2 separate regions of the Homo sapiens genome follow, and region 1 is linked to region 2. A link is a loop called in an ENCODE intact Hi-C map of the cell type or tissue named here. Cell type or tissue: GM12878. All regions are shown on one strand. Links, peaks and the distances in the headings refer to the core of each region. The heading gives the core; the rest is flanking DNA.

Region 1 (8,000 bases), core at 1-8,000, 74 kb after region 2:
GCCTCACGAGTTCACGCCATTCTTCTGCCTCAGCCTCCCGAGCAGCTGGGACTACAGGCACCCGCCACTGTGCCCGGCTAATTTTTTTGTATTTTTTTTAGTATAGTAGAGACGGGGTTTCACCGTGTTAGCCAGGATGGTCTCGATCTCCTGACCTCATGATCCGCCCACCTTGGCCTCCCAAAGTGCTGGGATTACAGGCATGAGCCACCACGCCCGGCCAACATATATTTTCAATAACAGGAAATGGCTGCAGCCATAGTGTTTACTTGGTGGTCAGAAAGAGCAAGATACAGCAGTGAGCCCCTACATTGTGGTCAGCTATATGTTCATTTGGAAATAAGTTTGCTGCATAAACACAGGAAAAGCTGAATACCCTAAGATGACGGAGATAATCAAGGACTTTAACAATGAAGGGTAGAAGGGGATGGCTTGGATTTGAATAATACCATATTGACAGTTTCACCATTTAGAACTGCTGTTTTTTGTTTTAATGTTCGGCTTTAGATTCATGGACCACAAATTGAACTGAGTGCCAAGGAAAGTTTGAGGTAGTGCTATGTTCTCTGGTTTGGCTGCAGCCCCACTTCTCTGTCTTTCCTTCTATTTAAGTGATTCAAACATTTGTTTCCTGCCTGCCTTTTGAGAAAATTTGGAGTTTGTGAACCCTGCTACATGAGAATTCCTAGCCCAAATACCTTGGATATTGTTAGTACCTTCGATAGAGGTAGAAAAAATTCAATTTAATGTGATAAGTTTGGTTTTACATGTGTTCAGTTAGAAATGACAAACAGTGTCTTGAAAAGGGGATCTGGTCCTTGAAAATTAGAGTGCATGAATGTGAAAGCAGGTCATGTAATGGAATTCAAGATTAGACCTTAGATGTAAAAAATGAATATGTATTTATATTTGAAAATTATCAATAATGAGATAGTAGCTAAATCCACAAGAGTGGAATTATTCATTCAACAGTAATGTATTAATAATATGTTGAGCATCTATTATGAGCTAGACATGGACGTGCTGAAGATATAGTGGAGAACAAGACAGGTAAGCCCTCAGCTCTCATGAAGTTGACCATCTGAATGGCTGAATACAGAGTATACTCTCCCAGAAATAGTGGAAAGCATAATAATAAGCATCCGTGACTTGAGATTTGGGAAACATTGTCAGTTAAGAAGGTCGAAAAGTTTCACATGTGTTTTAAAGATAAAACAGTGTGAAAGTCAACTTAGTAAAATCAAAAAAGTCTGACCTGGGAGCCCAAAGTCCTGGGTTTCAATCTCAGTTTTACAATCAGTCATACCACCATAGACAAGACACAGCCCCTCTAAGTTTCACTATTGATGAAGCAAGCAAGTTGATTGAGATTGATGGTTTTCAAACTACACATCATCATGATCCACTGAAAGTAATTTAAAGTTTCACAGTCTAGCATTTGTATTTAAAGAAAAATGAAATAAACAGAATAGCAAATATTAACATATTGCTCACAGGATGTTGCTTTGTGAAACTTTTCCGTTTTATACATCTGTGTGCATATGTGGCTGTGTGTATCAAGCTGTGATACTTTTTTTTTTCTCTTTGAGAGATATCATCTCCCTTTGTTGCCCAAGCTGGAGTGCAATGGTATGATCATAGCTTACTGCAGCTTCACCTGGGCTCAAGCTATCTTCCCACCTCAGCCTCCTTAGTAGCTGGGACTATAGTCGGCGACACCACACTTGGCTTATATTTAATTTTTTTTTAAATGTAGAGGCTGGTCTCAAACTCCTGACCTCAAGTGATCCTCCTTCCTAGGCCTCCCAAAACACTGGGATTATAGGTGTGAGCCACCATGCCCAACCTGTTATTTGCTTTGGTTTGTTCCCAGTGGAACATTTAGAAACACTGGATTAGAAGACCTATAAAGTCTTATTCAGATCATTGCTTATATGATTTTTGTAATTGTATAAGCAGATGAGGGTTAAGAAGACATTTAAAATGTCTTTTACTCTTTAAAACCATAGTTTTTTAATTGGAAAGTTAAAGATTATGTATGGATCTTTGAAAAACGGGAAACTGGATGGGAAAGGAAAAATTACTTAAAATTTTATTCATCTTTTGAAAATATAAGTGACAAGAATAGCTTCAGAGAGGTTTTCAGAATAAGAGAGTCTTATGTAATACCAAAGTATTACACAGATTATGAAAATAATAGTTTTTGTTCTCGAGTTACTCAGTAAATATGTGAGCTTAGATGATTTCTGAGGATGTTAATACTCTACCTCATAAATAGGAGAAAATGCTTGTTTTGGTGGCAAAAGTTTTAGAAAATTTGGGATATTACACAAATTAAGGCATTACCACTCTTAGTTTACCTTTTATTGATGGTTGTATGTGTTCCTCTTTAAGTTTTCACTTTTAAAAGTGATGATAAAATGTGTTTTATTACTCCAATTTTATTATTTTTGCATATGTAAATTAATCTGTTTTAGTGAAATGATATGAGTATTTACAAACTGAATCTAAGTTTCATTTCACATCACATGAATGGCTCAAACTATTTTTAAGGTATGTGATAGTGGAATGTGAAGATCAAGATACTCAGCAGAGAGATCCAAAGACCCATGAGATGTACTTGAACGTAATGAGAAGATTCAGCCAAGCATTGTTGAAGGTAACCCTTAAATGTGAGGGTTGGCAAACTGCAGCACATGGGCCAAATTCAGCCTGTTGCCTGTTTAGGAACATCCCATGAGCTAAAAATGGTTTTATATATTTATTTTTATTTTTATTTTTTTGAGATGGAGGCTTGCTCTGTTACCCAGGCCGGAGTACAGTGGTGCCATCTCAGCTCACTGCAGCCTCTGCCTCCTGGGTTCAAGAGATTCTCCTGCCTCAGCCTCCCGAATAGCTGAGATTAAAGGCGCCCGCTACCATGCCCAGCTAATTTTTGTATTTTTAGTAGAGACGGGGTTTTGCCATGTTGGGCCAGGCTATTCTGGAACTCCTGACCTCAGGTGATGCACCTGCCTCGGCCTCCCAAAGTGCTGGCATTACAGGCGTGAGCCACTATACCTGGCCTGGTTTAGCGGTTGAAAAGAAATCAAAAGAAGAAGAAGAATTTGTGATACATGAAAATTATGTGAATTCAAATTTTAGTGTTCATAAATTTATTGGAATAGAATCATACTCATTTGTTTTTATATTGTCTATGGATACTTTTGTACTCAATAGGAGTTTAATAGTTGGAATGAAAACTGCATGGCCAAGAAGACCTAAAATATTTACTCTTTGACCCTTTACAGAAGTTTTCTTGATCCCTAATTTAATGAAATAAACCTGTGCATGGAATTAAAAAAAAGCTTTGCTTTTTTATTTTCCTTTCTATTGTGTATCTTTCTTATCAAGGCTATGTACATTTCCAGAAATCTGGCAATGGTCATATTGCAGATTCTTTTTATATAATGTATTTTTGCCTTTTCAACAGCTTTTAAAAGAGATTTATTTTTCCTGTGTTCGATTCTTAAAGCAGTGTCACAGTTTAGCCAGCAGAGGGTGCAAGGGCAGCGAAAAGAAAGCTACCACACATTAATCTGTGGCTTGCCGCAGAAATAGTCTATTTCATGGCATCTTTCATCTGTTTGATGTTTCATGCTTTTAAAAATTTAAATCACATCTTATTAAACACTTTGAGACTAAGCTTTTGTATTCGTTCCCAAAGCTTCTCAACATCAAACTGATTGGCAAATAAGCCTTTGGTCCTCTCCTCTAATCTCGTTTCTGTTACAGCCTTTGTCACCCTTGAAGACATTTCAGTTTCTTTAAGTTTAAATTGCCTCATCTTTGAAATGAGGTTGATAACATTTACCCAGCTTCCCTTACCAGGGTAATTGGGAAGATTAAATTAGAAATGTATTTTATAATATTTTATGAACTAGGAATCACTACATAGGACCGTATAGCATTTAGTTTTTATGACTTATATTTTAAGCACATATTGTGGTGCTATTTGAAGTTTTCTTTTTTTAAAAGTTGATTTTTAGTTCCTTGAAGATCTATATCTTTGTTTCTGCCATATACATGTATATATGTCTAGCACATTTCTGCATCATAAGCCATCGGATATTTATTGAATCAAATAATGAGTGAATGTATTTTAGGATGAATGAATTCTATCTTGTCACATGGTTTATGTGGGAAAAAAATGCGGTTGTAGATAGACCAGTATTTGCTGAAGACTCAGATAATTTTCGATTGTGGATGGATTAGTGGTGTTTAACTAAGATAAGAGGTTTCTTGTTATTTTTGAATCAAGATAATCTTTTTCAGTTTTGCTTTCTATTTAAGTTTATAACTGTGAGAAATATGAATAAGGATTATCCATGCTGTTAAAGAAATCCAGATCATTACGCAACATAGAACTAATTTTTTCTCACTTTGAACCCTTCAGGGTGATAAGTCTGTCAGAGTTATGCGTTCTTTGCTGGCTGCACAACAGACATTTGTAGATCGGTTGGTGCATCTAATGAAGGCAGTACAACGCGAAAGTGGAAATCGTAAGAAAAAGGTAAGCCTATGGTGTATGCTTTTGTTCCTAATAGCATCTTGGCATCAGAAAATACTGAATTTTCACTATTGTCTTTTTGGGTTGATACGTGAATTTTTTTTTTTTTTTTTTTTTTTTTTTTGACAATGTCTCACTCTGTCGCCCAGGTTGGAGTGCAGTGGCACGATCTCGGCTCACTGCAACCCCCACTTCCTGGGTTCAATCAATTCTCATGCCCCAGCCTCCCGAGTAGCTAGGATTACAGGTGCCCGCCACCATGCCCAGCTAATTTTTCTATTTTTAGTAGAGATGAGGTTTCACCATGTTGGTCAGGCTGGTCTCAAACTCCTGACCGTAGGTGATCCACCCGCCTCAACCTCCCAAAGTGCTGGGATTACAGGTGTGAGCCACTGCGCCCGGCCTATTGTGTGAACTTCTTACCATGAAATTATAGTAATAGGAATGTTTTATGAGTTTATATATATATTGATATGATATTTAATCTTCATAACAACCCTATAAGTTAGGACCTAATATTATCCCAATTGTGAGGAGAAGAAAGTAAAGAGAGGTCAAGTAATTTGTTTAATGTCATACAGCTAGTAAATATTGGAGTGGGGATTTGTACTCAGACATTCTTAGTCCATATTGTTATCCACAGTGCTTTACCACCTCTCATTTTAGAATCTTAGCAAATTAGAATATACAATATATTTGATATGGAAAGAATCTCTAGAGATCATTTAGACTAGAATTCTTCTGAGAAAACAAAAGTCCAGATTGACTTGCCCAAGGTTTCACAACTGGTTGTTAGTAAGTAGCTTTGTAACTGTTCTCTCCTGGCTAGTTCATCAGTCTGTCTCTCAACTATGAGGTTTCCACTTGATGGGTAGAAGTGAATGAGTAGATGAGTTCTTCACGTGACATTTTTTCTGATCAGTAGCCTAAATGATATGAAAGATTCGCTTGGTATCTTTTCCTAATTCCATTAGATAATTGGCAGGCCTTTCTTGGTGACCTTTGTAAAACAACACATTTTAGTGTTCCTTTGACTTTTAAAGGACAGCAGAAAGAGGAGGAAAATATGAAGATTTGAGTCAGTGGTTCAAAAGCAAAGAATCAGGTCTAAAGAGAAATGCTAGCAGAGCCATGCAGAAGAAGTAATGAGTAACGTTCAGCAGGTTAGAGAGGGGAAAACAGGCTGAGAGGAAACACGGTTCTGTTGAGTTGACATTTTCTTTGTTGTTGAGAAGAATCACAAACCTTGGTCAAATAAATATATTTCTACTACTGTTCCCCCTGTAGCACCTCTCCCCAGAGGTGGCTGTGTGGGAAACAGTGTGATTCCCAGATGCCCACCAGCAGAGGGAGTGTCTGCTGCTCTGACCTGCAGTTTGGGGCTTATATTTGAAAGCAGTTTGTTTTAGTGCCAGGAGCTCTTCAATTTAGCAGGCACAGGAACCTTGGCAACACCTCAGTTTTAGCTCTTCTGGAGGCTGACCACCTATTTGAGACATCACTCAGAGTCTCCCCAAATAAATTTTGTGTTTCTCACATAGCCTATATTTTAAGCCAGACCATCCCAAGTATAGTTTCAGTATTGGCTAAAAATCTTTATAGGCATTTTATCATGATATGGTAAAAGACAAACAATTTTATTTACATATATTTACTAGAAACAAGCCCTGGCACCATGAAGAAATGCAGAGATAGCGCTCTACTACCATTATTGGCATTAATACTAGTAATATTGAAATGGCCACTAATCATATAAAATCATATGTAGCACTTTTTCATCCCTCATAATTTATTTGCGAGAGCTATATCACAGTGGGTATAACAGTGTTAGATCTGTGGCAGAGTAATCCCTGAGTTAAGTGTCAAATGAGTAAAGAAGATGATAATGTTGTCTTCTTTCCTTCGTTGATCTCTAGTTTAGGAAAAATTATGTTAGAAGAGGTCAGTCTACATATTTGAATTCTAATAAAATGCCTTTTTCATCTACTTTTTTTTTGAGACATAGTCTTGCTCCGTCGTCCAGGCTGCAGTACCATGGTACTGTGGCATGATCTCAGCTCACTGCAGCTTCTGCCTCCCGTCTTCAAGCAATTAACCTGCCTCAGCCTCCCAGGCAGCTGGGACTGCAGGCGTGCACCACCACGCCTGGCTAATTTTTAGTAAAGATGGGGGGGTTTCACTCTGTTGGCCAGGCTGATCTCAAACTGACCTCAAGTGATCTGCCAGCCTCGGCCTTCCAAAGTGCTGGGATTACAGGCATGAGCCACTGTGCCTGGCCATCTTTTCCATCTATATTTAAAATAAATTAACACTTTCACTGTTAATATTATAAGCAGTCTCTTTTCACTTTATGATTTTTTAGGGGATATTACTCATTTATGTGTTCTACAAATACGAAATATGTATTGCATGCCTACTCTGTGCAGAGTGCTTTTCTAGGTTCTTGGGATACAGCAGTGAATATAAAAATCTCTTCCTCTATGGGGATCATATTCTCGTTGAAGAGAGTAAATGCAATAAATAAATAAAATGTATATAGTGTGCTAGATAGTGTTATATGTTATGGAGAAAAATAAAACAGGAAGGGGGATTAGGCAGTACTTGTGTCCAGTAGTAAGGCAGTGTTTCACTTCTTAATAGAGTGGCCAGGTAAGGCCTCACTGAGAAATTGACATTTGAACAAAGGCCTGAAGCATGTAAGAGAGCAAGCCGGTCTTCTGGAGAAGATTGTTCCAGCCAGAGGAATAGCAGTGCACAGCCCCGGAGGTGGGAGCATGTGTGGCAGTTGTGAGAAATAGGAAGAAGCCCAGTGTATTTGGAGCAGAGGGAATGGGTACAGTAATAGGAGATGAAGTTAGAGATAATTGGGAAATGGATGGAATTTATCCTTGTAAATCATTATAGTCAATATTATTTTGACTGAAACACTGAGTAAGAGTAGAAGCTATTGGAGATTTTGAATAGCAGGGTAACATGAACTGACTTTGATTTTAGCAGCTGCACTCTGGTTACTTTTGATAAGAAACTGTAGGAGGGTGAAAAGTTTGAAGAAGAGAAGCAATCAGGAGGCTATTGCAGTAATCAAGATGAGAAATCATGGTGGCTGGGTTCTTAGGGCTTATAGTGGTAGAGGTGGTAAGAAGTGGCTAGATTTCTCTCCCCATTCTTATTTTACTTTCTGGTTATTTTATTTATTTATTTATTTATTTATTTATTTATTTATTTATTTTAATTAGCGCATCAACTAGTAATTTGTTAAGGTAGGATAACTTTACTCTCAAATTAGTTGACATTACTTCACATTAGTAGATCTGACCATCCATTTAGTTAAGGAGTAGATTTAGTGATTTTTGTAACACTTATGTAGAAATTCATACCAGTTGATTTTCAGTTGATTTTAACTTGAACTTTTCATCATTCAGGAGGAGATGGGATTATTACTGAAGGAAAA
Region 2 (16,639 bases), core at 8,640-16,639:
GGAAAGGAAAGGAAAGGAAAGGAAAGAAGAAAGGAAGGAAGGAAAAAAGGAAAGAAGGAAAAAGAGAAAGAAAGAAAAGGGGGAATCCACAGCTTCTGTGCATTGCATGGAAAAATACTTCCAATACAGTAATACTAAAGTTGGCTGGGATTGTAAATACTAAAATGCATTCAACATGTATTTGTACCATACTAAATAACTATGCATCAAGAACCATTAAAGACAAAAATAGCATGCTGTATAATTTTGCCTTCAAAATATTTCTTTCTTCATATAGTTTTAAATTATTTTAGTTTAACTTATAAATAGTTAAATCCACTAAGACATCTTTTATTTTTATCAGAGGGTTATAGTGCAGACAGAAGTCAATCCCTTTGCAGAGGGCCCAAATGATAATATGTTTAATCAATAGATGTAAAAACTCCAGAATGAAACTATGAGTAGAAAAGAGGAAAAGGGAAAGCAAATAGACTATGCTGAAACTGAAACAAAGGTTGAAGAGGAAATAATTTCACTGAACCCACAAATTGTCAACTACATCCTAGACTTCTCTTCAGCTCTGTTTGGAGAAACTTGGAATATGGGACCCAAACAACTAAGAAAATTGATCTTTTCCAAAAACTTTTTATTTATTCATTTTTTAGCTACATTTTGTTGTCAACTGGATTTTTTTAAGTGCGCCTGGAACTGTTACCTATTTATTTGTTTATTTATTTATTCATTCATTCTTGAGATGGGGTCTTACTATATTGCCCAGACTGCTCTTGAACTCCTGTTCTCCAAGGATTCCCTTGCCTTGTAGCTGAGATTACAGGCACACACCACTTTGTGGGGCCAGAAAACTGATTTTATTTAGGCTACTGCAATAGGGAGAACACCTCAGGTCTGAAGACCAGAGTTTCTTGGCAGAATGGTTTCACCTTAGACTTATATAGGGAGGAATAAACAAGTTATAGATGGGGAGATTTTACAGTTGGAATCATTTTATAATCAGGAAGAGTCTCAGTCAGCATAGAGGGAAAATATTTATCTCTGTGTCTCGCTGATTTGGGAAAGACAAACAGTTTAATCATTTATGAAACAAATAATGGGAATGTGAAGGGTCTGTGGCTGGTCTTGTGATCGTTAAAAAGAGGTTCATTAGCAAGTTTTATGTAAGTCATGGGGGAAGGGTTGTTCATGGTGGCCATTTTCCCAGATCACAAAGAGTGAGAGTCTTCTTAACCATCCCTATTTTCCAGGAATACATGGCTCAGATAAAGTTCAGAATTGTCATTCTTAGCTTGGTTGTTAACTAGAACTAAACTGTCTTGCCTCTTGAGAGTTCACCTGCTATGCAACCTGACTTATTTATGCAGTTGTTCATATATTGATATATCACTCATTGAAGACTTCATGTTGCTACAAAAGATAATTCTTACAAAAAGATAAAATGACAACTTTCACACAGATATAAAAATGCATACATGTTAACAATTTCATTCTACTCATTAATCAATAAGGGAACTGGAACCAGTTAGATGTCATAAAAGTCAAAAAGAGAATTCAAAGACTATTCTTGATATCTTTAGTTCAGGAATATTAAAATGATATACAAATTAAGGCAAAACTGGTTTTTCCAAAGGTAGTGGAAAAACGTCAATTGGAATTGTCTATAGGAATTATTTTGTGTTGTTATTAGTTGTCTACAATTTTACAAAGTGACAAAATAGCTCAAAGACTACGAAAGACTAGAATCATATAAGCCAAAAGAGTCACTAGGTAATGTGTAGTTCCCCGCTGAAGCATATTTTTATTTACGTTACCTTTAGGGCTATAACCTAACACAGGTCTGGTTACTGGCTGCTTGCAGAGTCCAATTAACAAGTGTGAGGTCTGGTAGAAAGAAGGTGACTTTAATTCCAGAGCTAGCCAAGGAGAAGTAGTACAGCCTCCTGCTTTGAGGGTACCACTTCAGCTTCTGGGGCAGAAAGCAGGGGCTTTTAAAGGGGGGCTTGGTGTGAATGGCATGTAGGGGAGGGATGAGGAGGTGCAAGGTCTACATGACTTGCTTAGGATGCCTTACCTATGGAGTGGTCTGTCTTGCTGTATCATGGGCAGAGCTAGGTTGTAAACTGAGACAATCTCCTGGTGTGAGAGAGTTCTAGGGGCACCTGGTTTGTCTCAAGACTTGGTCTTTGGAACTTCTAAATAAACACGTACACAAGCTTGACATGGAGGGAGTGTTGGGTGAAGAGAAGGTAAAGCTTATAATTGCCTTCCTAAAGAGGTAAGTAGGAGGTGGGTAAAAAGGAATAAAGTAAAAAAATAATAATTCTGAAAAAGCAAAAGAAAAATAAATAAATAAATCAATAAACAATTCTTTTTTCCCTTTTAAAATGGGGTTTTCAGTTACAAGCTGAAGTCCAAAATTTTTAGAGTTATTTCCTAACCACTAGCTTCTCTTAACTTTCCACCCTCTTTTGTGGGTTTCCTCCCTCTTTGAATTATGTCCCCTTCCAAATTTTTATGGTGAAGTCCTAATCACAGTTACCTCATAATGTGACCTTATTTGGAAATAGGATCATTGCAGATGTAATTAGTTAGGATAAGGTCATACTGAAGTTGGGTGGATGCCTAATCCAATATGGCTGGTTTCCTTATAAAGAGGGAAAATTTGGACCCAAGGACACACAGGGAGAACACCATGTGCAGATGAAGGCAGAGATCGGGATGATGCATTTATAAACTTGGGAACACATAAGATTGCCAGCAAACCACGAGAGGCAAAGGGAGGGACATGAAACAGATTCCTCTTCATAGTCTCCAGAAGGAATTGACCCTGATAATAGCTTGATCTTAGACTTCCAGCCTCCAGAGTAATGTGGCAATACATGTCTATTGCTATGGTACTCAGTTTATGGTACTTTGTTATGGCAGTCCTAGCTAACTAATACATTCCCTTTTCACTGTGTTGTGTTTCTTTTGAGTCATCCTCTGTTGGTGTATCCAGGCTATTCCTTCTGCCTTGAATGCTTTTCTTTCTTCCTCCCCATTTATGTTTCTCCCCAGTCATCTAGTTAACTTCTACTCATCTTCAGATCACTGCTTCATCCTTTCTTTATTTGTAAAGCCTTCCTTGTTGCACCTGCCCCCAACAAATGTAAAGTACCATTCTGATGTGCTCCCACGGAATATTATATCACCTTCTACACTTATCATAACTAATTATAGATGGCTTTGGTTATTTGTGGTAGTTATGTTCTGAAAAGCAGTTGTGAATACTAAATTAGTGAATACTGAACCATTGCTCCTAGGAGAAATACACAATCAAATTCCTGCAAGCCTCTGGTCACAACATTTTCATTAAACAATGAATATGTGACCTTATTTCATGTATGTTTCTGTTTACATGCACCTTACTTAATATATATTGTTGACTTATTAACATCAATCTCATGGCCAACAGTAATATAACTCATGCCTGAATGAAGGTTATCAAACACAAGTATTTTCTTTGTAAGGCACATCACAGCCTTCTTACCCTTAGGAATGCCAGACAGCATTTCAGTAGTACATTTGAAGGTTATTTTAAACAGTGAAATCACCAACACAAAGTACAAAAATGCAAAGAAAAAAAGTGGCACTACATTGACTGCTGAAAGTACACTTAAAGTGAAAGGACTTAGAGTATGAGGGCTGAAACAAGAAGGTAGAGCATCGCCCTGTTTGACCTCAGCTAAGAATATGCATGTCGGACTACTCAAACTTTTTGCTGCTCTGCACATATTTGTGAATGACCCTGAAAGCACTCTGAGTATTGGTTTTTGGATTACAGATAAACTTTAGCTAGTAGGCAAATTCAGGAATACAGAAACCATGAATAATGAGGATACACTATACTTATTTAGCTTTCTGTCTTCCCTATGAAGCTGTAATTCAGAAATAGCAGAGGCTATTTTTACATGTGTCTATTAAATATTTTCTTTCCAGTTCTATGGCTGGCCCTTGGCAGATTTGAACAAATAAATAGTTGTTGAAAGAGTTAATGAATGCAGGTACAATAATAAATGTGCATGTTATTATGCTGTGGAAAATACAAAGACAAATTAATTTTGTCTCCAGGCTACTTATACAAGATAACAAATGCACATACATATCCATGCCAATAAATGTAGGATTTTTAAAGATATCTAGTAGTTTTGAAAATTTGTGACTGAAGATCCAGGAGAGCTGAATGGAATGAGAATGATTCTTGACATAAGTGGCACTAAGAGGAAAAGAAATATTTTTTTTTAGGGAGACTATAGAACATAAGCAACAGATATGTGGTGAAATACGAGTTGCACAGCTAACTGCAGTGGACTAGAACACAAGCAGAGAGCCAAGGCTGAGAAGTGGTAGAAAACAATACCCCAAAAGGGGGCTAAAGAAAGAATGTGGAAGATGAAGAGGTCCCAGCAAGGAGACTTAATTTCTACTCCATCACGTGTGATTAGCCATTGAAGGGTTTTGAACAGGGGAGGGGTCAAACTCATTGGGCTATGTAGTAGAATGTAGGCATTATGGAAAGAATGGAATGAACTCTTATCTGAGCTTATTAGAAATCCTATCAGAAAACTGCTTCTTTTATGTTTTTTTCTTTGCCACATGGAGTTGTTGAAAAGAACTCTGTTTCTTTTAAAGAAGTCTTAAGACCCGCCATATCTTAGAGGTAGCCTTCAAGAAACTCAAAGAGATTTGGAAAAGGAATGGAGAAAGAAACAGCAGAGAACAGCCAAAGCAGGTCACAGCTTCCTAGGATGCCCTAATCATTAATTTAACTTGGTGTCTGTTAGCATCACAGAGGTCCATCTCCTCTATGAAGTCTTCTGGAAAACTGTAGTCAAGTTTCAACTCTATTGTTATCAGCATGACCCCGACAATTTACTTTAGTCTCTACAGGTTTCAATTTCTGTGTCTCTAAATGAAAAGGAATGTGAAATAGGGATTAGCACTACTCAAGGCAGTTTTAGGCTCACTCATTAGAAACAAACTCTCAGGTGTCCTGAATAAGTTCACACCTACTGAATCAGAATCTTCATTTTAGTCAGATTCCCTAGTGAATCATAAGCACACTGGTCTAGAGAGCTCTTCGTTTCTTTCTAAGAATAAATATAGTCGATTCTCAGTATTCACAGATTCCATAATTGTTAATTCAACTGCTCACTAAAATCTATTTGTAACGCCAAAATCAATACTTGTGGCCATTTGTGGACATGTGCACAGAGGCAGAGGGAAAAATTTAAGTCTGATGTGCATGTTCCCAGCTGAGGCCAAACAAGGTGAGATTCTGCCTTCTTGTTTCGGCTCTCATACTATATATAAGTGTATTTCGGGAGGTTTACTCAGTGCCATATATTTGCATTTCTTTTTTTCTTTTTTTTTTTTTTAAGATAGAGTTTCACTCTGTCGCCCAGGCTGGAGTGCAGTGGCGCGATCTCGGCTCACTGCAAGCTCCGCCTCCTGGGTTCACGCCATTCTTCTGCCTCAGCCTCCCACGTAGCTGGGACTACAGGCGCCTGCCACCACGCCTGGCTAATTTTTTGTATTTTTAGTAGAGACGGGGTTTCACCGTGTTAGCCGGGATGGTCTGGATCTCCTGACCTCGTGATCCGCCCTCCTCCGCCTCCCAAAGTGCTGGGATTACAGGTGTGAGCCACTGTGCCCAGCCATATATATTTGCATTTCTATGCTTTTCGTGGGTGATTTCGTTTAAAACATCCTGTAAACGTGGTGATAGAAGGGCCCTCTGGTGTTTCTAAGTGCAAGAAAGCTGTGATGTGTCTTATGGAGAAAAACTGTGGTACATAGGCTTCATTCAGGTGTGAGTTATAGTGCTGTTGTGCATGAGTTCAATGTTAATAAATCAACAATATATATTAAATAAAATCCCTTTACATGAAAACACAGAAAACACGTTTACGTATTTATTATTTAATGAAAATGTTATTACCAGACACTGGCAGGAATGTAATCCTATATGCCCCTAGCAGCAGTTCAGTATTTGCTAATTCAGTGTTTACTGTGACTTTATAGAACATACCTACCACAAGGAATAAGAATCAACTATACCACCATAGGTGAATATAGAGACACAATCTGAATATAGATAAGAGAGAGGATATTATTCAGAAATGATATCCTCAAACAAACACTGAGAGACACATAAAAAGTAATAATTTCAAAACAACTAAAACTTTGCTCCAATTCTACGTATTATGAGTTCCTGGAAAGCCTCCATTTCCTCTTAATTGCTGTGAAGAGCACTGGTATAGAACACTTTTCTTTCGTCTTTAGACAGAAAGAGAGACAGAGTTCCACTCCTTCACCTTGGTTTGAGTGGCTTCTCTGAGAAGATGGAAGCCCCAGTGTTTTATTTGTTACGTACATTCTCTTCATTTGAGTCTTTCTCTGTTCTCTTCCCATATCTGACCTCCAGCCCAACAAGCACTTCTTTCTTCTTGAGAGGAGTGTTAACTTTCAGAATTCTTGAACTAATCCACAGGTCAAATCCAAGCAGATTCTTCAGAGAACAATTCTTCTTTTTGTCCCTTTTCCTTTTTCTTTTTTTTTTTCATTCCAGGGTTTAGTCTTTTAGTGTTTACATAAGCATTTTGTTCTTTTTTATTATTATTAAAGGTAAATTCCTAAGATACAGTAAAGATCTTTCCTGCTTCTTCGGGCCTCTGTCACTGTTTCCCTGGGCACTTATGGAATCTGCACAGGTGGTAAAGTAACTTAGAATGATGCCAGGGATTGGAGAATTACTTATGCCACTAATTGCTGCCTATAGACTCACAAGTCTGAGTGTTGGTCAGTAACCTTTCAATGATTGCATTTTCATGCACAAGTACAACTGCACACAGATCCAGGCAATAAGAAGTACCATACAAATAGTAGCAGCACCTCTGTCCTGTGAAGCTTGTAAAAGCGTAAGAGTCAACACAGACCAGAACTACAGATCAAACATAATGCAGGCTGAAGATACACTCATTGCAATGGGTTTCCTGATAACTGTTGAGTTCTTAGAAATGTTTATAAAGTCATTGTCATCCCATAATATTTACAGGAAAAATTAAATAAAATTATTTATAACCTATGATCTGATAGGATAGGTTGCATGAGGACATAGAAAACATACACAGAGGGATAACAGAAGCACTACACACAGAAGGGGAAGCTATTTTCTCCCTAGTGAGATTGAAGAGGCCAATGTCTAGTATACTGCTGCTGTAGTTGGCGGCATATTTTAAGCACTTAGTAAATATTTGTTGAATAAATAAATGACCTGCAAGATGCTGAGTGAACCCAAATATACTCTCTGCATGGGGCTAATCTGCAATGAGTCAAGATGCTTGCCTAAGAATATCATCTATAAAGAGGCAGAGGGACCAATGGCAGTGCTTGATGACACCAAGGAATCTAAAAAAATACTGGAAGTAATCATTCATTTTCTATTATAAAAAGTTCAGGATTAGTCTGAAACATTCCCTCATAGTTTGATAAAAATGTCATGCCTTCTGAAGTCATATATAACTGTTTTGCCACTATGATTAGCTATTATTCATATACAAATCATCCAACCCACCTGACAATTACTTTCTGTAAAATAGGGTAATAACATTTACTTCACGAATTTGTTGAAATAATAACATAATACATGGAAAATCACCTAACATGAAAGATAGTTGTTTTTCAAGTACTATTTTATTTCCTACTTTCCTTATTTTCAACATGTGTTCTACACCAGGAACTAAAGTAGACAATACGGTAAGTGGTGTATTAGTCTGCTCAGGCTGCTATAACAAATTACCATAGTAAGGGGGCGGGGGCTTAAACTACAAACATTTATTTCTCACATTTCTAGCAGCTAGCTGTCTGAGATCAGGGTGCCAGCATGGTTGGGTTCAGGTGAAGGCCTTCTTCGGGGTTGCAGACTGCTGACTTCTCATTGTATCCTCACAAGGCAAGAATGCAAGAGAGCTCTCTGGCCAGCTTTCATAAGGATACTAAACCAGTTCATGATGGCTCCACCCTCAAGATCTAATTACCTCCTAAAGGCCCTGTCTCCAAATATCTTAGTATCAGGGATTTAATTTTAACATGTAAATTTTGGAGAGCACAAACATTCAATCCATAAAAAGTAGTAAATAAAATTGACACAAACCATTTCCTCACAGAGCTCACAGTCTAGTGGGTCAGACAGCAATCAACCAAACTATTATGACAGACACTCTTGGAAGTGCTGTGAAAGAAGAATACGAGGAGGAATAGATTTTTGAATGACTTGGTTTAACTAGTGTTGTGGGAGGAAGGTGGCATCAGAAGAGGCTTCCTTGAAGGAGTAATCTTAGGCTTGCAATGCATAAGTCTAATAGAAGTTCCTTTGGTAGGAGTCAGGAAGAAAAATGGAGACTTTCCCAGAGGCTAGCACAGTTTTTAAAAGGTCTAAACTTGATAGGGCCTAGAGTTCTTGACTACACTAAGTCTAGAGAGCTTGAACAGTACCACATGAGCCAGAACATGAAAAACCTTTTAACACCGTGTTAGGAATTATATGCTTCCAGCTGTATGTAACAGAAAGATTTTTAAAAAATGAAAGTGGCTTAATTTGTAAACATAATTATTGCTTACACAATAAGAAACCCAGATTATTAGTCTGTTTCCACACTGCTATAAAGAAATGCCCAAGACTAGGGAGCTTTGTTATTATGTAACAGAGATATTACAAAGGAACACATATGCAAGTATAATTTTATTATTTTTCAGAATAACTTATGCTTTTATTCTTTCCCTTTTGCAGCTATATAAATTACCTTTTTGAATGGAACCCCCGACCCAGGCCTTGGGGGTTCCTGCATTAGGATCATTCATGGATATTCATTAAGCCCATTTTTTTTCACATTGTCAGCTGAGAAATGGCCAAGACTTTTGAATTATTAGTTAGGATTTTTCAAGTGCCTTAGCACTGTTGTCTGTTCTAGCATGTGATTGAGTTCTAAAACACAGTTATTAGAAAACTCACAAAGGCATTTTTTAATTAGAAAAAAAGGAATTATGAGATAGATTTAATCTCACAGCATCATACTTGTTTATTCTTGATGGGAGCTCAGTAACAGACTGTTGCTTTGTAAAGTTATCAGTGCATTTAAAAAAATTTCCAAGCAAAGGGAATAAATTGGGTTATAGAAACTGGCAAAAATAAACCTGATTATCATTATGTCAGTCCTGGGCAATTGAAGAAATGGAGGTCAGGCATGGTGGCTCACGTCTGTAATACTAAACTTTTGGGAGGTTGAGGAGGGAGGATTGCTTGAGCCCAGGAGTTCGAGATCAGCCTGGGCAACACAGTAAGCCCCTATCTCTACAAAAAAAATTTAAAAAGTAGCCAGGCATGGTGGTGCGTGCCTGTAATCCCAGCTGTTCAGGAGGCTAAGGTGGGAGGATTGCTGGAGCCCAGGAGGTTGAGGCTGCAGTAAGCTGTGATTGCACCACTGCACTCCAGCCTGGGCAACAGAGCAAAACTTCGATTCAGGAAAAAGGAAAGGAAGGGAAGGGAGGGGAAGGGAAGGGAAGGGAAGGGAAGGGGGAAGGAAGGAAGGAAGGGAAGGAAAGAAAGGAAGGAAGGAAGAAATGGGGCACAATCAACACATTTCTAAGCCATCATTAAAACTGGTTACTAGAATAATTAAAATAGAAATTGAAACAAGGTGGCAAAAGAAGCACAAAGCCAAAACTGCAACTCCAAGGGAAAATTAAATATGGGATCATATAATAATCATTGGAAGAGCCTACCACACCAAGAAAACACCTATTTCTGTAAGTTATTTTTCTGCAGACAGGCCACCGTGGACTCTTGCAATGCAAATTGTATCCCATAATTATGAGCGTATGTTATATTCATGATTCATGAAAATCACATGGGAAGGAAAAAATCATTCCTCTCCTTTCAAAATAAGATGCTTAAGGCTTCCTTTTCTCTTATAGAGATGGCCTTGTTAATTGAATTCTGATACTCAAGTCTACCAACCAACACTTCCCTGACTTACAGTACAAAAGGCACTGAGAGTTTTGGTTTCTATAATAATTCTTTCCATGCTTCCATGACTTACCAAAATCTTGCTCCTTATTGGCACATTAGTTTTCCTTGATGTATTAACATATTTAATACAACTACAGTCAAGTTTTCTGAGATCCCTCTATAATACATTTTTAATGTTATTTTTTTCTCTTGATAATCTTTAAAAAGTTAAATCTATTTTGGGTTCTGTGAATGAATATCTTATAACTAAGTACTGACATTTGATTTTCATGCTTTTATCTGTGTTGTGTTTGCAACTGTTTTGGAAACAATCAGTATTACTTTAATTGTTATGAGCTAATGAGAAAAGGACAAAGTCAGGCTTAAAACAAAAAGATGTGTTGTAGGCAAGATAAAGCCAGAATACATCATGGTGGTTACACTCATGAAGAGTTCATAGTTATTTGAATAGAGAAAAAGAGTCTAGAAAAATGAATTGCCCTGTGGAATATAGCAGTATAGACGTGCTGAATTTCAAAGAATCAGTCCTGTAAGAGTAGCCAACACTATATTCCATAATCATTTTGCAAACAACAGTTTCCGTAAAAAATCCCACTATTATATTAAGATTGTTAATTTGAAGTTTTTATATTTAATTTGTAAATTTGTTTGGTTGTATATGTATATAATATTATCTTAGGTTTATACATTAAATACCATTACATAATGAAAGTAATTTATTCACCACTGGGATCAGATAATTTACTCCTTTACACATTGTCAATATTTTATTCAAGATTGAGGTTTCACATCAAACCTCACACTCATTGCTGGAGTTATGCCTTAAACAGAGTACTTGTGACAACAGTGTTACTGTTGAATGGCTGTGATAATTAGAAAGTTCAATTTGTATTGTTTGTTGAAATTACATTTCCTGTAAGTTCCAACCATTGGTGGCAGTTATTCTTAGGAACAAATCAAAGGTGCTCTTTTTGTTTAAACTTTAAGTTATAGGAGGATAACTATCATGTTTTTCTTTATTCTACCCAAATCCTTTTCTTGCCTCCATAAATATTTTTGAGAACTTATTTTGTGTAAAACATTCTGCATTAGCCATTTTTTTTCCTTTTCCAGGTTAAACAGCTCCACACCTTTCACCCTTTCTTGGAAATATTTTTTTTCTAATCCCTCAACATTCTAATTACGCCATTTTGCACATACTTTAGTGATGTCCGTCTTAAAATGCAGCACTTAGAAATAAAGACATAGGCTGGGCGAGGTGGCTCACGCCTGTAATCCCAGCACTTTGGGAGGCCGAGGAGGGCGGATCACGAGGTCAGGAAATCGAGACCATCCTGGCTAACACGGTGAAACCCTGACTCTACTAAAAAATACAAAAAATTAGCCGCGCGTGACGGCGGGCACCTGAAGTCCCAGCTACTTGGGGGGCTGAGGCAGGAGAATGGCATGAACCTGGGAGGTGAAGCTTGCAGTGAGCCGAGATCGCGCCACTGCACTCCAGCCTGGGCAACAGAGAGACGGGCACTCCAGCCTGGGCAACAGAGCGACTCTGTCTCAAAAAAAAAAAAAAAAAAAAAAAAAGAAATGACATAGCAGTTTGGGAGGCCAGGGCAGGCAGATCACTGGAGGTTAGGAGTTTGAGACCCGACTGGCCAACATGGTGAAACCCCATCTCTATTAAAAATACAAAAATTAGCCTGACTGGGTGGCGGGTGCCTGTAATCCCAGCTACTTGGGAGGCTGATGCAGGAGAATCGCTTGAACCCAGGAGATGGAGGTTGCAGTGAGCCGAGATGGTGCCAGCCTGGGCGACAATAGCAAAACTCCATCTCAAAAAAAAAAAAAAAAAAGAAATAAAGGCATAGAAAATGGAGACTTTCATTCAATATCATCATTAATAACCAGTAAGTAGGAAGTATTAAACTCAGCAATGCATTAGACAGCTAGCGGGGCAAGACACGGAAGTAAATGGCACACTGGTCTTACCTTCCAAGAGTTTTCAATCTAATTGGAAGGGAGTATTACAATTTTAGATTATAATAATTATAAAAACAAACATTATAGGAGCTCAGAGGGTTTAGAGATCTGTGTTCTGTAGTTATTACAGGAGGCCTCTAGATTCTAACTTGGGTTAGGGCTTGAAACTACATTGAATTTGAATATTCCCAGTTTAAACATGCACGCAAGTATTATGTCCAAAGTAGCATGAATACTGACAACACCAAACATGAAACCCAGATTTATTTATTCTCTATTTAGTCCTTTCCCTACTCTTTAGAGCAGAAAGAGAAAATCCTTGCTTGAGATAGCAAATTAGTGCTACACTTTTTGGGAAGGCCACTGGAATTTAAACCTGGCAAAATTCCAATTTTTGTGCTTGTAACCTGTTTAGCCGGCAGCCAGTGAAAGCTGTTATAATTCTTTTTGAATTGAATTTTCTTTCGTATTGTTTTAGGTACAGCTCAAGCTCAAATGATAGCGTCTCTTTTTCTTTAAAAAAAAAAAAAAGTGCTGTCAAGACAGGAAAACTGGAATGTAACCAGATTAGCCGTTTCCCGTATACATTTGCCCTTAAGCAAGATGGTGGGCGCCTTGTGCACATGCGCGGAAGGGTTGTTTCGGCGGGGAGTTCCGCCGCGTCGGAACTCGCTCCGGGCGTGGATTGGCGGCTTGCTGGCGGGGGCGGAACCGGAAGTTCCGTGTTGTGGGGCTCAGCTGGTTCATTTATGTTGTTTTTCCTGTACCTAAGTTCCCGCTGTAGGTGGTACCTTTGCAGACGGTGCGATGGGGGAAGCAGAGAAGTTTCACTACATCTATAGTTGTGACCTGGATATCAACGTCCAGCTTAAGATGTAAGAGAACACTCGGGACAGGGAGTGGGATTGCTGGGGCGTAGGGACGTGGGGGCAGGGGCCTGTTGGGAGTGAGAGGCAGAAAGTACGTGACTCGTCTCAAGGCCCAGATTGGGGGCGGCTGTGAGGGCTGTAGCCAGGGAGGCGCGAGAGAGTGGATCGTGGAGAGGGGCTCTTTTGGAAAAGGATTTAATACGTGGTCTCCGTGAGAAGCACAGCAGTAGGAATAGCCCTTAAGTTCCGCTGTATTTTACAGTCTTTAAAGTTTTTGCTGTTCAGCCTTTTGAGAGTTTATTACTATTTCATTGTAAATTAAGAAATCAAGTCTCGTCGTAAGTAAGAGGACGATCTTTATTTTGGAACGGGGCTTGTAGGGTGGAATGAAGGCTTCAGAAATTATGGAGAGGTAGACACAGGCAGATGCGATAGTTGAGAATAAGATGAGCACATGGTGTATTAGCACGGGAGGTGATAGAGGCCTAGAGTGAATCTTTGGGTAGTATGGCAGTGTTTAGTCAGGGAAGTTGGGAGTAAGTCGAAGATGAGGGTTCCAGTTTCAAAGGTACCAAGAAGATAGGAGAAAAGAGTCTTTGCAGGAAAACGTTGGGGCACCACGGCTGAAGTAAAGGTCAAGGGCGTGATATCTTGAGATGAGGATAATAGAACTGGTATAATGACGAGGGATGCACAAGACAGAGTTGGAAATTATGTCCCTTTTAAGGTGGTCATGTAGGAGTGTTGTCAAAGCTATCACAAATTATTGACCATAGCATCATCCATAATTAATAAACATTTCTTGTGTATGTTCAATTAATATTCAACAAATATGTGTCGGTCAAAGGCCTGCAGTAAGTGATAGATAAATTTTCTCAGTTGTCTGATGTACCTTTGAATGATCATTTCATTTTATTTTCAGAAGTCCCTTATTCGCTGACAAATACTTTACTTTTTAGTTTGTGGTGGTGGTGGTAAAAGTAATATGTCAACAACCACCTTGTACCTTTGTATGATACTTTATACACTCATTTAAGGTATTTTCCATAGCATACACCACTAGTAGTTTATACAGGATCAATATTGATAAAGGGCTTTCCTTCAGCTTGATGCTCAGTATTTCTTGGATATATGAATGCATTTTTTGAAATGTTTGAACATTAAAAATAAAGAAAAAGCCAAAAAAACCGGTCCCTTTTTTTTTTTTTTTTTTTTTTGGAGACAGGGTCTCACTCTGTCTCCTTTCCCTTTGGGATGACGTTCTGCTTCTTTTGCTTCAACTCTCATGCATTGTTCAGGATCATTTCAGACATCTATCTGGGGTACTAAGTCCCTTCCCCATGCCAGCCTAAGTACTCTTGAGACTCTGATTTATCTTACTGTAATGGGAAGAATATTGGCTTTGGCCTCCCTGCCCTAGTGTTTATTCTCAGCTCTGTTACTTACGTTGTGACTGTGGATAAGGAGTTTAGTTTATAAGTCTCTGTTTCCTCATTTATAAAATGAGAATATGGTGAAAATTATGTAAGAAAGAAAATATAAAATGCCTGGCACAGTATCTGATGTAATCTTGATGTCTAAAAAATGTTCCTCCCTCTGTGATAGTATCCTGTGCATATCTATTTATGACTTATACCACTGTTTTAAAGAAATGATCAGACAATGCATATGCATAGTAAAAGAAAAAAATGGAAAGAGTAGAATAAAAACATGCAGTTAAAAGTAAATTTTTTTCCCCAGAAGCAATGACTTAATATTTTATTGTAATACTGTATTGCTTATCTTTTCTTTCTTCTGGGCTTCTTTGTCCACTATGGTAAATGTTTCCTGAAAGAATAGATGAATATGTGGTCAACTTGAAATGAAGAAAATGAAACCAAGGCCTAGAAAGCTGGTGACTTCCAGAGGGTAGATCAAGGGTCAATGGCAGCGTTTAAAATTCAGAAGTATAAAATAGAGAAATGTGTTGATGAAGATGGGACTGATATTAGGTATGTTAGGATTTTAAGAAACCCTTATCATATATAAAAATGACATTAATTTCATATACAGGAAAATGTTGTTTAGGTAGCATACCTTAACACAAAGGTAAACTTTTTAGTACTTATGCATATATGTACATGCTTAAAGCATATATGTACATGCTTAGTACTTATGTATATATGTACATGCTTAAAAAATTCATGTCTGAAACATTGTTGGTCTTGTGCTTTCAGAGGAAGCTTGGAAGGGAAGAGAGAACAAAAGAGTTATAAAGCTGTCCTGGAAGACCCAATGTTGAAGTTCTCAGGACTATATCAAGAGACATGCTCTGATCTTTATGTTACTTGTCAAGTTTTTGCAGAAGGGAAGCCTTTGGCCTTGCCAGTGAGAACATCCTACAAAGCATTTAGTACAAGATGGAAGTAAGTTTTTTTGTGGCATATGGTATGTTACAGACTGTTCTTACCTTTCTTTATGGATGCTGCAAGTATAATTTAGTAGGATTATAGAGGAATTTCTTAATACCTATAGGCATTGATCAAATCATTTGAAGTAGAAACATACTCAGATAAAGTATTATGCATGTCAGTATTATAACTGCAATTGAAATAGAAATGGATTTATGTTTGTAGTTAGCATATTGACATTTTGATAAGCACTTGACTGATTTACATGACCAAAAACAAAAACACGTCTGTGGCATTTTAAAATTCTTTACCATCCTGTGCTCTTGAATGCATAAATACTTCTGGATAGTCTGAAATATTGTCCAACCTGATGTTTGGAGCTCAGATTTTTAGAGATAGATCTATTGCCATCGGTTCAGATAAAATTTTTATTATTATTTTACATATGAAACTAATTTATTTAGATTCATAGTTTATTCAGCATGGCACATTAGCAAGACCTTGTCAAGATGCAGGGTAAATATAATGAACATGAAGTTCCTGTTTTTTTCAGAAGAGTATTGTGGATCCTTAATCTGACTTCTTGACACTTCTTATTTGATAGACTATGTAGTGCAGTTCTGATGTTTGATCAGCGAGTGTTATTCAGCACTCTGGTAGGCTCAGTGTAGGATACACAGGCTGTATGCTTTTAAGGAAGGAGTGTTCATGGAAGACAGGATGTGACCACATGGACAGCCAGACTGTGCCATAGAGGGTTCAACCCTGTGTGTCCCAGGTGTCACCCAGTGTAGCTGGAAAGGGTTTTCAAACAGCAGAAGCCTGAACTCTGGTGATCTGGCCATATCGAAACCAAGTATTTTAATGGTGTAATTTCTTCAGTAGTCTTTGTGGAGAGATATCTGTCTGTCTGTCTGTCTATCTAGCCTATCTATCTGTATATATATATGTGTGTATATAGATATAGATATATATGTATATAGATATGTGTGTATGTGTATGTAGATATACACACACACATAAAAAATATATATATATACTTAATACTTTTTATTCTGGAAAATTTTAAACCTACAAAAATAGAATAATACAGTGAACGCCTAAGTTTCTGTTACATACCTACTGTTAACTCATGGCCAATCTTGTATTCTCACCATTTTGTAACAAACCTCAAACGTTATAACACCTTAACTGTAAGTATTTCTGTATATCTGTTTTTAAAGCATAACTACAGTATCATCATCATCACACCTAAAACAATGGAGCAGAATTCCTTAATTGTATCAGAGATTCTTAAACTGGAATCAGGAAGTCTTCAAACCCCTGAAGGTGTATGCAGA

What was found. Hi-C counts contacts between places; a loop is a spot of excess contacts. Peaks named below come from ENCODE experiments on the same cell type or tissue, not always from the same donor. Only the 100,000 strongest peaks of a DNase experiment are listed, where the experiment ranks them.
Region 1: it touches region 2 in a loop (2.5-fold over the local background); 5 of 110 quality-filtered maps call a loop at or near these places.

The regions. Positions count from the first base shown.
Region 1 is chr18:42,024,890-42,032,889 of GRCh38, forward strand. PIK3C3 (phosphatidylinositol 3-kinase catalytic subunit type 3) reads left to right here. Exons shown (of 25, transcript NM_002647.4): 14 at 2,554-2,659; 15 at 4,436-4,552. Among named protein-coding and RNA genes, the nearest start is that of PIK3C3, 74 kb to the left of the region's middle. In GM12878, for the core only: CTCF peaks have their summits at 3,541 (motif pointing right) and 5,896; a DNase peak (open chromatin) is centred at 1,272; H3K4me3 peaks cover 288 bases; H3K27ac peaks cover 2,094 bases.
Region 2 is chr18:41,942,445-41,959,083 of GRCh38, forward strand. PIK3C3 (phosphatidylinositol 3-kinase catalytic subunit type 3) reads left to right here and starts at 12,790. Exons shown (of 25, transcript NM_002647.4): 1 at 12,790-12,915; 2 at 15,126-15,314. The coding sequence starts at 12,848. RefSeq lists an enhancer at 12,568-12,747. In GM12878, for the core only: no CTCF peak of the experiment used is centred there; a DNase peak (open chromatin) is centred at 12,677; H3K4me3 peaks cover 3,012 bases; H3K27ac peaks cover 2,501 bases.